Regions from separate parts of the Mus musculus genome. Here region 2 is linked to region 1. A link is a loop called in an ENCODE intact Hi-C map of the cell type or tissue named here. Cell type or tissue: heart. All regions are shown on one strand. Links, peaks and the distances in the headings refer to the core of each region. The heading gives the core; the rest is flanking DNA.

Region 1 (7,602 bases), core at 3,304-5,803:
AGTCAGGAGGTCTTCCTGGGCCTCTGCCGGTCCTTTCCTCTTCCAGCTCTGACGAGAGTGTAAACTTGGAGACCTTGGCCACAGGGGACACCGATGCTGAAGGGCTCTCTGTGGGACTCCAGCGGCTGCGCTCCTGGGCCTCTCGGGCCCCAGTTAGGTCACTGCCGCCCCCTGAGAAGCCACTGACCCAGGCCGCGCAGGGTCCAGGAAGCACGGTGGGCTGGGCTCCTGGCCGGGCCTGTACCATCTGGATCCCACCGATGGGAATGAGGGGGCAGGGGGCGCGGCTCAGGAGCTGGGAATGCAGAGGCAGGTGGCTGAAGAGGTTCTCCTCACTTCGGCTAGGGAGGTGGCCATGGAAGTCATGAGGGGCGGAGAATGGTCGGGGGAAGAGAGGAGCAGGGCCAGCTGATGGACTTCGGGACTCAGTCTTCCGCTGGAGTCAGAAAACAAGACGGGAGAAGGCAAGGGTTACGTGCCTGCAGAACTGAGGGCTAACGGTATAGAGGGTGGGGAGGCCTGAGATTGCAGTACGGCTGGTGAGTACGGCCAGAATCAGGAGTCCTACTGCAGTTCTCGGCAAGCTTCCAACTGGGCAACTTAGAGGTACATGTTGGCCCACATCTGTAGGAGGCAGCTCTTGTGTGTGTGTGTGGGGGTGTGGGGGGGTGTGGGGGGAGCTCTGTGCTCACCCTGGTCTACCTTGGCTCTTCTGCCTCTCCCCTTCTTAAGATGGTCTTGGCCTAACTTTACCCTTGCATATGGATTCCCACCCAAAGATCTCAACCTTTCACTACAGGAAGTTCAATGAGGCAAGAGAGATGCTTCAGTTAGTGTTCTTCCAGGAGAGATGCTGTGGGGTCATGACAGCACAGTGTAAGAAATGTCAACAGGGACAGTGCCAGCCGTGGACAGTGTCAGCCTCGGGGGTGGGGGGAGGGGCAGTGAGGCAGTGGTACAGATACTGTAAGGCAAGCACTGTCAAGGAAGGGTGATGGGCAGTAGCGGGGTGTGGTGGGGCATGGTGGTGACAGAGGCAAGGCTGTCATAGTTCCACAGGGAGGAGATGGGGACAGATGATTTTGGTAAAGCTGTCGACTGCTCCAAGGACATACATGGACAGGGAAGTGATGGCCGAAGAATTACACAAGTGTTACGTCCATATCCAAGGCTACACTGCCCACTAGGGCTTGAACCCAGAGCCTGTGAACACCAGAGCCATGTCTGGGGCTTCTGAGGGTGCCTCAAAGTGCAATGAACTAGCTGACACAGGGACCTAAGAAAAGCTTGCCACATGCCCAGGAATACCGGCCTGGCTCTGGGGTGAGGGGCAGAGGGTGTGAATGGGCAGCTTCTGACCCCCGGGAGGGCCACAGCAGGGACTCACCCATGCAGAGGTGCACGTTTCAGGGCTTCTGCTGAGAAGTGTGTGAGGTAGAGGCACGGGCTGGAGGAGGGCCCGTGGAACCGGCCCCAAGCCCAGGCCACTCTTGTCCGCTGAGGGGCTGCAGGGCCCAGCCAGGGCCCATTTCCCTGGCAGCACTGTCTGTGGCGGTGACTCGGCCTGACCCAGAGACCATCTCCTGGTGGGTGAATATCTGGGGGTGCCTGTGTCTGTGGCACGCTCGAGTCCAGCGGGCGCTTCTCTTCCTATGGGGTAGGGAGTGAGACAGGACAGCTCCAGTCTTGGAGACCCACAAAGGTGAGGGCCCAGGTCCCTTCCTGGGCCCATCTGGGGACCAGGTGTGCTCGTTACTGAGGCCTGAGCTTCTCGGGCCGGTGAACATTGCTGGGGAGACGAGTCATTTTTGGTGAGTGAATGTTTGCGAGTGAGTGAGGGGCGGCTGCCTGCTTCTTTGCTTGGGGACCACGGCCTCCTAGGGGACGTGGCCTTGGGACTCGGGGCTGAGCTCATGTCCTTCTCCAGTGGGGCCAGTCCCAGCCTGGGAAGGCCTTGGGTACCCCGGCTAGGTGTGGAACAACTGCTGGCGGTCAAATGCGTGGCTTCTGAGATGGAGCTGCCTTGCGGGACCTCGTCAGAAGTGCTATCTGGAGCCTGAGGGCCCTCAACGGGTGAGGAGTTCTCCTGTAGTGTGGGGGGCAGGCAAGGCGGAGCTGCCTCCGAGCATGGCCCAGACAGCTCATCCTGGCTCTCTTCCTCCTCCTCTTCCTCCTCCTCATCTTCATCCAGGTCTGAGTCTGAGTCAGAGTCCTCCAGGTCTGAGAACTGGTGCTCCTCCACAGCCTCGGCGCCCTCTTGCCCCTCTGAGTCCTGGTGCAGGTCATCACTGGTTCCTGAGGGGAGAGCACAGGATACTCAAGATTACAGCCACTTCAGGCTAAGCCCGGTTTCACTGCCTGCCAACTAGGCACAGTGCCACGTGGCAGACGACCAAGTGACATAGCAGATAGAAGAATACTCTGTAAATAATAGTGTACAATGACCTCATGCCTCGACGAACAAGTTCAGCTCTGCGGGCTTTAGGTACGTGAATTCATGTAGCCCTCAAAGAATCCTGGCATCACTGGGGAACTGGGGGTTCTATTCTTACGCTCATGCTGTGGATAAGGAAACCGAGGTAAGGGGGATCAGGTAACCTTCCCAAGTAAGGCCTAGGGCTTCACTGGGGCAAACAAGATCATCTGCTTTCTGGTTTCTCAGTGTGGGTTTCACCACGAGCCAGCTGTAATGCTGTGCCTCAGTCTCTCCTTTTGTTAAGTGGATGTCTCACTGTATGGCTTTTTCTGAGAGGAAAAAATAATGCAGGCCTGGTACACAGCAAGGGCCCAGATAATTACAGCCACTATGACCCCATTACTGATGGCATCTATCACTCTGGGACAGGGCATGCTGGCTGGTCCAGCAGACAGTCACGGTCAGTTAAAATGCAAACCAGATGCTAACATGACCAGGCTGGCCTACACAGCGGCTCTGGGCAGATGGCAGAGTTTAGCTTCTGTGAGTTGCTGGGCTAGGCTGGCCTCAGTCTTTAGGGCAGGCCTGACCCCTGCCATTCCTGCCCTGTGGAGCACTCTGAACGTCAGCTTCCGGGTCTGGATTCTTATGGAGTGGAGGTTTCCATCAGCTGGTGAGGCTGTGCCACCATCAGCAATGGAGACCGAGGCATCCCTGAAATGGTCAGCTGTCCACAATCTGGGGGATGACCTGGAGAGTTTGTGCTCTGTTGGCCCATCACTAGACTGCTGTGACATGACCAGTTTGAACTGGTTCCAGGTGGCCTAATGTGTCCACTATCCCTATCGCTCGCCCGGGCACCAATATTCCATTTTCTCCTGGTCAGGAAAGATAGTCCCCGAGCCCTGGCTCTCCACCATGCCCAGGAGGGCCAGAAACAGTGATGCTAACACCTCCATGGTCAGGTACCAAAGTGGATAACGTGAACATTCACTAGGAAAGAGAGAGAAAATTGTGTGTAGAGAAGGAGTTGTCAGGCAGAGGGAGGTTCCAAGGGCAGAGTTTGGGCAGATGGGAGCGAAGAGACGAGGCCTCGAGGGGAATGGGTGATGGGAGACATAACAGACAGGGGATGGAGGGAGGGGCAAAGCCCTGCATCAGCTCATTCTGCTGACCTAGGACTTTGGCAGGAGCCCTGACTGCAGGCCTCAGGTTTTACTCAGCCCTGGCCCTCACTCACATAGTGAAACCCAAGCGTGGAGAAGGCCACGGCCTGCCCCACAATCATCCAGCTATCTCCTGGCCTAGTCAGAACTAAGGTTCATAGTCCTCACGTCTCACACTACAGTTCAAAATGGCATTATGCTTTGAGAAGCAGATGCAGCCACGAATCCCCACCCTGCCCTCCTCTTGCTGGGTGACAATGGCTGGTTTATGTCCTTTTGTGTCTGCTACCATCTCCTCTGTCTGTGTCTCCCCCTCCCATAGGCAGGTGGCCAGGGTGGCACTGTTAGCATCTGCACATGAAGGCTGAAGCAGGGTCCTGACTGGGGAGGGAGTTGGGGCCAGCATCTCCTGACATCCATCAAGACAGGCCCCAAAGCCCTTCTTTACTGAGGAGAAAGTGAAGGCCCCCTGTATGAGTCCCAGTGTGGCGGGGATGATGGAAGAAGCCCTCTCCAGACCACACTACTTCAGGCACTCCACATCTGATTCCTGCAGGCATCTAAAGGGTTCCCCTGCCTGCTCAGCACCCCCCCCCCCTTTCCTGATATTCCATATGGGCCTTTTTCTGCCTTTAGTGCTTTCAAATCTAGTGGAAGGCACTGGACAGAACCTTCTGGGTGCAGTTTCTAAGACTGGCCACAGGGTGGCAGTGGCTGACAACCCATTCCTTAGCAGTGTGCTGGAGCTAGGGCATCCTGGCTTGGTGCTCTTCAGGGCAGTTCCTGCTACCAACTCTATGTTTAGGATACCCAGATCCTAATGCCCGTCGCTGGGTCTGCCTTGGTGCATGAAGTAACAACTCCATCCTTCCAGTCTCTTAGGTTACAAAGCTTGGAGCCATCCCTGGCCCTTTCCCTCCCCTCCTCTGCCCTCTATGATGTAGCAGGACCATCTATGGGCTCAGTCTCTGAAAGCATCTGGAATCAGACCACTTCTCACCTGAACTGTGCTCATGTGTCTGGCCTAGATCACATCCCTACACCCCTGCTGGAGTTCTCCGCACACAGGCAGAGGACATATGTATCACTCCCATTATACTCAAGGATAGAGGATAGAGGTCAGCCAAGGCCCCCTGTCTTTCATGGTCCTTCATGGTCCCATGTCTGGGCTTATGTTACAGGGCCCTCGCCAGGACACCATCTATAGTAGCCTGGCATGCATTTTGACAACATGGGGGCCTCACATTATAATTTGTGAAGACAGTGCTTTGAGTGGATTGTTGTAAACATTGGTTTATTCAGTGTTAAAAGAAACATGATCTAACTCTTGTTAGATTGCTTCACAAACAGAAAATAAAAACCACAGCTTTCTCCTTTCTTCTCTGCCCCCCACCCCCCTGACCCACTCCCTTCTTCGTCTTGTCACACTAAGCCCTGACCCTGACTCCTGAGAATCTACAGCTAAGGTTTGTCATTCTATCTGCCGCAGCCCCTCTGGCCTCCCTCCTTACCCGTGTCCCCTGCCTTGTCTGCTATCAGTCTGCCTCTAGCTTGTTTCTGATGCTGGAGGACCATAGTCAGGTTGTAGTGATGTGTCAGGGCCGAGAAGGGATGGACCTACCCGATCTAGCTTTGCCTTTCTCAGTGACACTCGCAGTCCCACAGACCACATTGCAGGTTCCTATCAGAAGAGACTTCTAGTTAAGTGCCTGAAGATCTATCCAGGTCCCACTAAGACAACTCAAGGCACGTGTTTAGACTGTGCTTGGCACACACTGGGTGCGCCGAGTTCCCGTTGGGGCTGGCTTTCTGCTGGAACACTAGGTTATACTGAACTGCACAGTGACTGGCTCTGTGGCACTGGGGAGCATTTTATGAATTTAACATTTGCTGCTTCCCAGTTGTTCAGCAAACTAGAAGGGAGGACATAGAAGGGAAAGATGGTGGGAGGGAGAGAGAGGAAGGGGAACAGTAGTAGAAATGAGGGTGTCTGGAAAGGGGGAAGGTCAGGGGTAAGGGGGAGGGATGTGAAGTGGAGAGGGAGTTAGGGAAAGAGGAGGTTGGTACAGTACCTTCTTCGGCTTCCAGCTCCTCCAGCACCCCCGTCTCTTGGCACTTTTTGCTGTGGGCTTTCGACTTCATGTGCTTAGTCAGATTCCCTGGAAAGAAATGAGAACAGACTCATGGCCTGGTGGTAGGGGGAGGGCAATACACAGCTGCCAGGCCACAGCTCCTTACACAAGTGCCGAGGGCTGGGCAGGGGCCAAGGCCTCCTGTGCTCCAGCATGCAGCCAGACTATGCAACTGTAACTGCTACAGAAGGTCAAACACAGGAGCTGGGGCAGGGAGGGCATGCAGCTGGGGGGGAGGGGGCAGGGTACAGTGAGAACCAGAGATGCTGGTTAAAACACAGAGAAGTTGAAAGACCACTCAGGTGCATTTTTTTTCTTCTGCTTCTGTCTTATGTTTGGGCCCCGGGGCTGGTGGCACACTCAGATAAGATGATTTGCAATCTTAAATGCTGGAGTGACATGGGATTCTCATGACTAATACAGTAGCTGCGGGCTGAGAAGTTCTTCTGACCGAGTATACTACAATCAGGCCAATCCTTAGGGTCTAAGCAGAGAAAGCAGGGCATGGTTCCTTGCAGGAGCAGTGAGGTGAGCAGCAAGGGACATGAGCCCCACAGGCTCTGGGACGCAGGCTGGGACTGTCTTAGGGACAGCCCCCTCTCTGGGGCACAGTGCAGACAGAGGACTAGAGTGCTATGGGAATGGGTTGTCCAAGGCTCTGTGAAGCCCTGAGGTACTGCCCCAAGTTGTAGGCCTGGCCCCATAGGCTGGGGAACTGGAGCGATAGCTTCTGAGGCCAGGGTAACAACAACAGCAACAGTGATGTCAGGTTCTCCATGGTGCACACCTGTGACAGGCTGCAGGGTGAGGAGCTCTGTGGACAGCAGGTTCAGGGAGGAGAGGCTAAGCTCCCTGTCCTGTCCCCAGAGAACACAGACAGACGTCACAGGAAGTTCCTTTGGGTTGTGCTCTGAGGACTGTTGTATTTCCACATGGCTGATCCTATAACATGTCTGAAGCTCCCGGGGTCAGGTACGCTGTCCCATGAGCCTTAAATTGTTGAGTCTGAATGGATGGACGGAAGGAGGTAGAATGGAAAGATGGAGTCTCTGGGAACGAGTGCACAGGGGGACGAGGTATGGCGAATGGAGGAACATGGAGAGAAAGATAGAAGCATGAGGACAGATGGACACTGGAGGAGAAGCCGATGGCAGGCAGGCAGACAGAGGAGGCAAGGTCCACGGGGAAAAATAAACAGGGGAACTGGTGGAAGTTGGCCTGTAAGCAGATGGAAAGATGGGCGGCTACATGATCGGAGGATGGATGTCCACACGTGGGAATGTATGGGAGGCCAGTCCAGAGGGGAAAAGGAGAATGGGCAGACAGATAGAGCCGGGGGTGGGGACAAGAAAACCTGTGTGTGTGTGTGTGTGTGTGTGTGTGTGTGTGTGTGTGTGTGTGTGTGCGTGGGGGGGGGGCGCATGAACAGGGACACTGTTAGATGAGTAGACAGGAGACAGAGCTAATGGGAAGAGAGATGGACAGACAGATGAACATAGCCTAACCAAGGGTGATCTCCACTCAGAAACGTCAGGTTTTCGGCTGAGGCTGCTGGGGAAGCACAAGTGAGATTGGGTGAATACGATGGCCAAGACTAGAGAGGACTAACTCCTTCTCTTCCCACTCATCATCCAACTCTACCCTGCCCAGCTTGGGCCTCCTTCCTGCACCTGGATGGAGAGCTCCCGAGCCAGTCGCATGCCCTTCATGCTCATTGTCTGAGCGAGCAGCAGGTGAGACGAGAGAGCTGTAGGCCAGAGATCCCAACTGCCCTGAGGTTCCCGTTCTTGAGTCCCTTCTCTGACTACCCTCAGTCACACCGGTGACATTTGCCATATACGTTATACCTGTAGAGTTTAGATTTCTAGTCAACCAGGCTAGACACACC
Region 2 (7,602 bases), core at 2,502-5,001, 60 kb before region 1:
AAAGTTAAGCCCCAACTCTCTGATTTGTCAGCCTGAGGGTGGAGTGATGAGCATAAATATCACTTGCTCTCTGCAAAACAGATCCCCATTCCTATCTTGAGGATAACAGGGAACGAGGCCTTACCTGTCATAAGCTGTGTGTCCTCAGCAACCCCCTCAACCTCTCTGAAACTGGAAGCTTGCGTTTGGTTTAGGAATGGGGGGAAATGACTCTTGATTCACTGGGGTGGCTGGGGGTTCCCGACACATACTAGCCAAGCTGGTATCCAATAAACTGCAGTTTATCTGAAGCTGCCAAACTTCTAAAGAAAACAAGGAGGGCTCTGGGGTCCAGCCCACAGTTATCTCTCATGTTGTAAATATGGCTGCTATGAACATCTGGATTATTTCCTACAGATAAAGTCCCACAGTGATTGCTGTGCAGGTCAAAGGGCATGATTGTATATGCAAGTCAGCAGCTTTTGTTTTTGGAGCTCAGTCAAGCAGTCCTGGGTGTGGTCCCCACTGGGGCAATACTAATATGTGGCCTTGGGTGGGTGACTCCACCCCTGTATGCCTTTGGTGCTTATCTGTCCATCAAGGATAACGCCATTACCTGTCTCAAGGGATTGCTGCCGCTCTTGAAGAAAGTGCTCATAAACTTTGCTTTTTATTATGGCTCTGGCTTGCTCTGATCCAACTTCCCCAGTTAATCAATAGGGAAATCCAGGCTGAGTGAGGGGAGGAGCTGGATGGCAAGGTCACACAGCTTTTATTGGTGGCCCAGATAGGGTTGGACCTGCTCCAGTCTCTCCTCTGGGAGGCCCACCTAGAACCCAAGTGGGGCCGGAGCTGGAAGGGACTGAAGCTACTGTAGAACAAGGTCTCCAGGTTGCAGAAGTGGAGAGTAAGTGGAGGGATGCGGGATCCTGGGATGACCTTGTGGCACACACTTGCCTTCTCAGCTCTTGGGGAAGCAGGAGGATGGATGTGAGTCCGATTCCAGCCTGAGCTGCTTCGGAGAGTTCAAGGCCAGCCTATGTTACATAATAAGAACCTTCTTGAAAGAAGAGAAAGAGAGAGAAAGAGACAGAGACAGACAGAGAGAGAGAGACAGAGACAGACAGACAAGAGACACACAGGGAGAGAGACAGACAGACAGACAGACAGAGAGACGAGACACACAGGGAGAAAGAGAGAGAGAGAGAGAGAGATAGACATATGGATATTGCAACATATGCCTCTAATCCAGCATTTGTAGGTAGAGGCAGAGGGATCAGGAGTCAAGGCATTCTTTGCATATACAGATGTTTGAGCCCAGCCCGTTTCAGGACAAAAACCAAAACCAAAATGACCGAAAGTCCCTTGGGCCTCTGCATCATGCTGTTGCCCAGCAGGCCCCTCACCTTCTCTGTCTCCATGTGTTTGCTTCTGCTGTGTGCACTGTAATGATCTCCCTAACCAATCTGCCTTGAATTAAATGACCTTCTTACTCGATGGAGACATTGGAGCCTCCTTTATCTGTCTTCCAAGGTCACAGCATGCCTTAGGGAACACTGATTAAATAGAAGGAACTTGGGGGATTTCAGAGCTGGCCTGTCAGTTATATTTTTTTCCTAATGGGAAGGGGAAAAACCCAAAGGAAATGAACCTTGCTCAAGGAGATATGCTTGATCAGTAATGCTCTCATAAACGTCGACCAAGATGGCCTCATGGGCCAAGTGCTAAGCTGGCAAGGTCCAGGCATGGCAGAAGAAATAGACTTGGGAATGGAAAAAACAAAACAAAACAAAACAAAACAACAACAACAACAAAAACAACCCCCAAACCAAACTCTGGTTCAAGTCCACACTAACCCTCCTTCCTGGGACCATATTATGGCTTTTTCCCCCCTCGACCTCAGTTCTGTCACTTAGGAAATGGAGATGCCAAACCTACCTACATCTTGAGGCTCCTACAAGCAGGAGTTAATGACATCTTCAATAGGTACAATAAGCTCCGAGGGGTCTTCAGGACACTAGCTGGGTGATGTCTAACCAGCAGATCCCAGGCCAAAGTTCAGCTCCTTCAGTTAGCGGCTGTGTGTCCTTGGATGAGTTGATTCCCTACTCTGACCCTCAGTTCCTCCTCTGTGAACGTGAATGGGTTTTTATGCTCGCTTCCTGCTCCTTCCTCCTCCAGCACCACGGATCTTGTGTCTGTTCTGTTCTCTGTTTCTTTCCTCAATGCTTCCTGAGCAGGAAGTTACCTTCCTTTCTCCCTCCAGTATCCCCAAGATCTAGCTCAGTACTCAGCATAGCAGGTACTTAATACATATCTGTGCGCTTAACGGAAGGGTGGGTGACTCTGTAAAAGCAACAGAGTTCATGATTCCTACTCCAAAGAATGCTCCACGTGAAATGTGACATGGACTGTGTCTCTCAGCACACAGTAGGGCCAGTCAATCAGGAGAGAGCTGCTCACCACTCCCCCAACACCCTGCAGTGGAGGCAGGATAGTCCAGCAGCTCTTGCAGGGTGGCTTCACTTCCTGGCTCAGCCTGGGCTCTCTAATTGCTCTCCTCTTCTTGGCAGCTTCAGAAGCTGGCTAATGAGTTTGCACCCGGCTGGCCCCTGGGCTTGGCCACACAGCCCAGACCTGCCTGCCCATCTGCAGGCAGACAAAGGCCCTCTGTCCCTGGGATCTGCTTCCTGCCTGCCCACCACATCGCTTACAAACTGAGCTCCTTGGCTGCCAAGTCCCTGTTTTGCATTCAAGGAGCCCAAAATCTCTACATGGGTGGAGCATGCAGAGCCCAGGGGAGGAAAGAGTCTTTGCCCTTTGGGGTAGAGTCCCTAGTACGTGTTCCAGGACTGTCCAAACTATAGGTGCTATAAAAGACTGTGCTTGGTACAACCAAAAGCCGGCCTGCCTGAGTTGGAGCCTCTCCCCCTCCCCAGCTGTGTGACTTTTGCTGGACAAGTCTCCCTCTCATCTTCTGTTTCCTCATCTGTAGGGCAGCTTTAGATGCCACGAGCACACGGGTGGAAAGCGTTCACCTCAACTCCTGACCCATGGCAGCACATCTGTGCTGTTTGGGGACCCCTTTTTGATCTGGGATCCTTAGTCCAGGGATGCTCAGCACAGTGCTACAGACCCTTAGGACAGGAGCAGGCCATCTTTGTTTACAGAGTGTTTGTCATCCTTCCTAGTACCACCCTCTCTGATCTGGAGGTTTCTTGTCAAGCTCTTAAGTCTCTGGTTTCCTCTAGGAACCCGAGATTCCCCACAGCCAGACTATACTGGAAGCATCCTATCTCTAAGTGCCCCTAAACAACTGCTCCAGCCTGGGAGCCCCAAGTAACTTGGGTGGCTAGCAGTAAGCATTAGGACAAGGGGGATGGTGGCTTCTTCAAGGACAGAAGCTAGCAGCTCTTTGAACTGCTTCCTCTAACATTTCCTTGGAGCCTCCATCTTCCTTTTACACAAAGGATCACAGACACTATCCTTGTGTATCCATTCTGTCCTGCTCACCACTATGGTCCCTGTCCAAGTCACAACTCCTGTATCCAGCATCTGCTGCCAACCCCATGATGCATCATGTTCCGTGCATCCCATGCAAGAGCCCCAGAGCAGTCTGCTGTGTGCAGTGGCTAGGCTTTGCTCCCAGCTGTCCCAGTGCCCTTCTCTCCCCTCCCCCTCCTGTAGTGCTCCCAGCTCCCTGCACCAGCACAGCTCTGCCCTGCTGCAGGCTCTGGACCAACCCTGAGCTCACCACCCTGCTGGAGCACATGTCTGCCCAGCATGGCATTCAGTTTATTTATGAGGCTGACTGTCTGCCCTCGATCCCGGGAGCCCCAGGGCAAGGGCCTGTCTGATTCATTGCCCGGCTCAGGGTCTGGCCGGCATCAGAGAGCGTGTGCTGAGCAGCAGTGATGGGAGCTGGCTCGGGCAGGAGGCATCACAGGCTGGTTGGCACACAGCTCAGGCTTAGGGCTGCGGGTGGCGGGCTTGCCGATGCCAGGGCTGCTGGAGAGGGCCAGGAAGCCTCCTTTGCTCCTCCTCCTTCCTCTGTTGGGCAATGACTCATTCACTCAGCAACTTCTTGTTCATTCATATGTGCGTATGCTACTTTACCCCCATTCAATAACAAGCTCATTCATTCATTCACTCCCTCATTTCTTCACCGTCCCATTGTGAACATCTGCCCATTACGATCATCTTAAGCTTTGATCTTGCGGTTAGTCTCACCATCTGTGGGAATCCTCAGGACTCGGGGGAAAACTGTTCCAGGCCATCTCTAAAGACTGCCTCTTTAAGGGTAGAGGAAGACTGAGCTGGAGAGGGAGGCGGGGCATAGATGTATCAGCAAATAACTGCAGCCAAATGGTTGGGGTTGTGGTGGGAGTAGATCATGTGACCACAGAGGGATGTGAGTAGACCTCACTGAGGAACGGTCTCATGAGGTTGGGTGAAAAGGGCATGAGGGACTAGTAGACACCAATCAAGAGCTTCATGGGAATAGACAGTGTCAGAACTGAGACAGAGGCAATGTCTCTACCACTTGAAGGCTGCTTGGCTGGATTGAGGAGGGTAGGAGGGGCAGGAATTGACAACAGCTGCCACCTTCCACTGAGAGATACTGAATCCAGACATTTATTCTATGCATTACAGTGTTCTAGTGGCTGGGAATCTGAGCCTGGTTGACAGGCAGCTGGGAACACAAGTATCTCTGCAATGTAAGATATCTTTAAGTGCTTTTCAAAGCTTGGGAACTGGGGGGTGAATAGTTTGCTCCTCCAGCAGACACCACTGAGGAACGCTATAGCTCACGAAAGTGTCTGGGCACTGGGAACATCACTTGTTGATGGCTTCTTCAACTCTGTGCTCAGCACAAGATTGAGACCTGTGGCCGGTGTGAGGCTCAGAAGCAACGTGGGCTCCATGGTACTGTAGACTTCTAGCAGTTGTCCTCAAATTTAAGCAGCTATGTGAGATGGGGAGGTTCAGGGAGTACAGAGGGTTCTAGATGCTCATGAGGAATAAGTCTGTCAGCAGGGGAGAAGAGTGGAGGACCAGAGAATATAGCAAGCTGGTCCTCTAGGCCCATCCATCCAAGCCAGCCCAGCCCAGCCCAGCCCAGCCCAGCCCAGCCCAGCCCAGCCCAGTCTCTTCAGCAGTGAGGACTGAGGCTGTTCAGTCCTCCAGCTGAAGGCTGGCTCCAGCTCTGAGCTGCAAGTCTCTCCAAGCCAATGCATGTGGGGTACAAAGCTCTACCACATCCCTTGTAGGATGTCAGTATCAGCCTGCATAAAACACCCTGAGAAGGACCCTGAACCTAAACCCAAGGCCAGAGTGAATACTGCCACTGCTGGAACAGAGCAGGTACTCAGAGCCCTGGTGTCTTGAGCTGTGGACTCAGACACTGTGAACCCCTCTGGAGATCTCAAGGGTCTAAGAGAGTGCAGTGTCTCTCTTAGACTTGTGTCTAAGAGAGTGCAGGGCTCCAGAATGGGCATCCCAGCCCCTGCAGGGGTGTGAGCAGAAGCTGGATCTAGGGAGGACGACATTGGTATTCAGGAGTGTCTCTGTCCAGCCTGGGATTTGAGGAATTGAGGGAGGGGCAGGACTTGGGAAGGCAAGCTGCAGCTCCTCTCTTGACCCCCAGGCGTCGCCACAGTTTTGGTGGCAGCTGCTATTCCTTAAAGCTTTGGCTACAACTTTTTGTTTTTGTTTTGGTGTTTTAAAATGCTAGTTTGTGAACCCAGGGCCTTGCCACACGAGGCAAATGGTCTACCACTGAGCTACAAGCCTGCCTTATGTTTCCCTGTGGCAGGGAGCATTCATTCTTTTGTTCTTTTGGACCAGCAAATATTAGGTCATTTAAGGGTTCATTTAAGGAGTTCTTGAAGAATTCGATGTTCAAATTTTAAAGAAACATTGTTACTTTTTAATTCTGTCTGTCTCTCACTTTTTCTTTCTTTCTACCTTTTTTCTTCTCTTTGATCTTATCATCATCATTGTTGTTGTTGTTGAAACAGGGTCTCAAGCAGCCCAGGTTGGCTTTAAACTGTGCTCTGTAGCCTAGGATGGCCTTGAACTCTTGATCCTCCAGTCTTTGTGTCTCAGGAGCTGGAATTGGAGGTATGTGCTACCACACCCAGCTCCTTTTTCCTTTTCCTTTTCTTTTTAAGGTAAAGTATCACTAGTAGCCCTGGCCAGGCTGAAGCTTATGTAGACCAGCTGGTCTTGAACAGCAGCAATGCTTCTGCCGCAGCCTCCCTGGAAACCAGTGTTGAATTGACAGTTTGCCACTATGTCTGGCTTTGAGTCATTTCTTTGTCTATCAGATAAACTGCCCATAGAATAAGCACCTAGGGGACTCTTTCTTGTATTACTTTTAATCCAGAGAATTTTAAATAACAAATGCACTCTATGATAACAATTTGAATGGGATCATGATATATAACCCAGAGAGGAGACCCTTTCCCCCAAATTCCATCCCCTGGAGGTGGCTCCTGTTGATAGTGTTAGAAGGTCTTCTTTGGGTTTCTATACAGATGTCAGTTACTGCCCAAAACTATCTGAAACATAGAAGTGCCTGTTTCCTTCCCAGTTCTTGTGAGGGATTGTCCTCCTGGTTAAAGACTCATCACTGGCCCCAGAGAGGATTCAGATAAATAAGGCAGTGATAGAGAGATGAACAGAGAAAGATTCTGAGAAACCAAAGAACAGCCTGGAAACCAGGCTCTGCTGAGAAACATGTTGGGCAGGAAGCATTGCAGTAAGAAGCAAGTCCAACACTAGCCGGCTTAAACAGGGATGACCTTCCAGTGTGTCTTACATCTATAATCCCAGTGTTTGCTATACATTCAGGGCTAACTAGGGCAATATAGCAAGATCTTGCCTCAAAACAACAGGGGCCAGCACAATGGCTCGGCAGGTAAAGGTGCTTGCCACCCTGAACCCACAGAGCAGAAGGACAGAACCTTCTCCTGCAAGTTGTCCTCTAACTTCCACACTTGTACCATTGCACACAATGTGTCCCCAAACAAATGAAAATGACAAAACCTAGTGACAGCTAGACCTGCTTAACCAGACTGTAAGGATAGGGTGATCTTTGGAACTAGATTAACCCAGCAACTCTTCCCATCTCTTTATAGTCCCTCCCACCGTGTGTGTGTGTGTGTGTGTGTGTGTGTGTGTGCAGTCTTGTGTTAGCTGCCCATGAAGTTGCTATGTAGCCTGGGTTGATCTAGAAGTCTTCCCCCAGCCTCTCAAGTATATTACAGGTGTGTACCTGCACATACAAACCTTGTCTCCACTGTCTGAGACTTCATTCTTGAGCTGGCTTCCCTCTGAACTGCTAATAATGAGGCTACACATCCAGAAGAAAATGGTTTCCTCCAAGCTTCCAGCAAAGTTCCTCTCTCCCACCTCGCATACTGGCCAGGGTCTCAGGCCTGTTCCTAGGTCCAGCAGTGAGGGCTTGTAGGGTGCTGTGGGTAAGTGTGCTGGAGCTGCAACAACCACTGCTTCTTTGGTCCAAAATGCAGAGTGGTCTGGTCCTTGCTTCTTCTACATTTGGTGGTCTTGCAAATGGCTTCTAGCCATCTCACGCTAGTCTGTGCCTAACTTCCCATG

The links. A loop is a pair of places that touch in the nucleus more often than their neighbours do. Peaks named below come from ENCODE experiments on the same cell type or tissue, not always from the same donor. Only the 100,000 strongest peaks of a DNase experiment are listed, where the experiment ranks them.
Region 2: it touches region 1 in a loop (6-fold over the local background); 5 of 42 quality-filtered maps call a loop at or near these places.

What each region holds. Positions count from the first base shown.
Region 1 is chr4:120,126,415-120,134,016 of GRCm38, reverse strand. Hivep3 (human immunodeficiency virus type I enhancer binding protein 3) reads right to left here. Exons shown (of 9, transcript NM_010657.3): 7 at 5,655-5,741; 8 at 1,388-2,295; 9 at 1-436. Among named protein-coding and RNA genes, the nearest start is that of Edn2, 31 kb to the left of the region's middle. In heart, for the core only: a CTCF peak has its summit at 4,286 (motif pointing right); DNase peaks (open chromatin) are centred at 4,486 and 4,606; H3K27ac peaks cover 466 bases; H3K27me3 peaks cover 88 bases.
Region 2 is chr4:120,185,138-120,192,739 of GRCm38, reverse strand. The region is part of intron 1 of Gm36134 (a long non-coding RNA gene); the gene reads left to right. Gm36013 (a long non-coding RNA gene) reads right to left here and starts at 1,957. Exons shown (of 3, transcript XR_868081.1): 1 at 1,918-1,957. In heart, for the core only: no CTCF peak of the experiment used is centred there; a DNase peak (open chromatin) is centred at 3,819.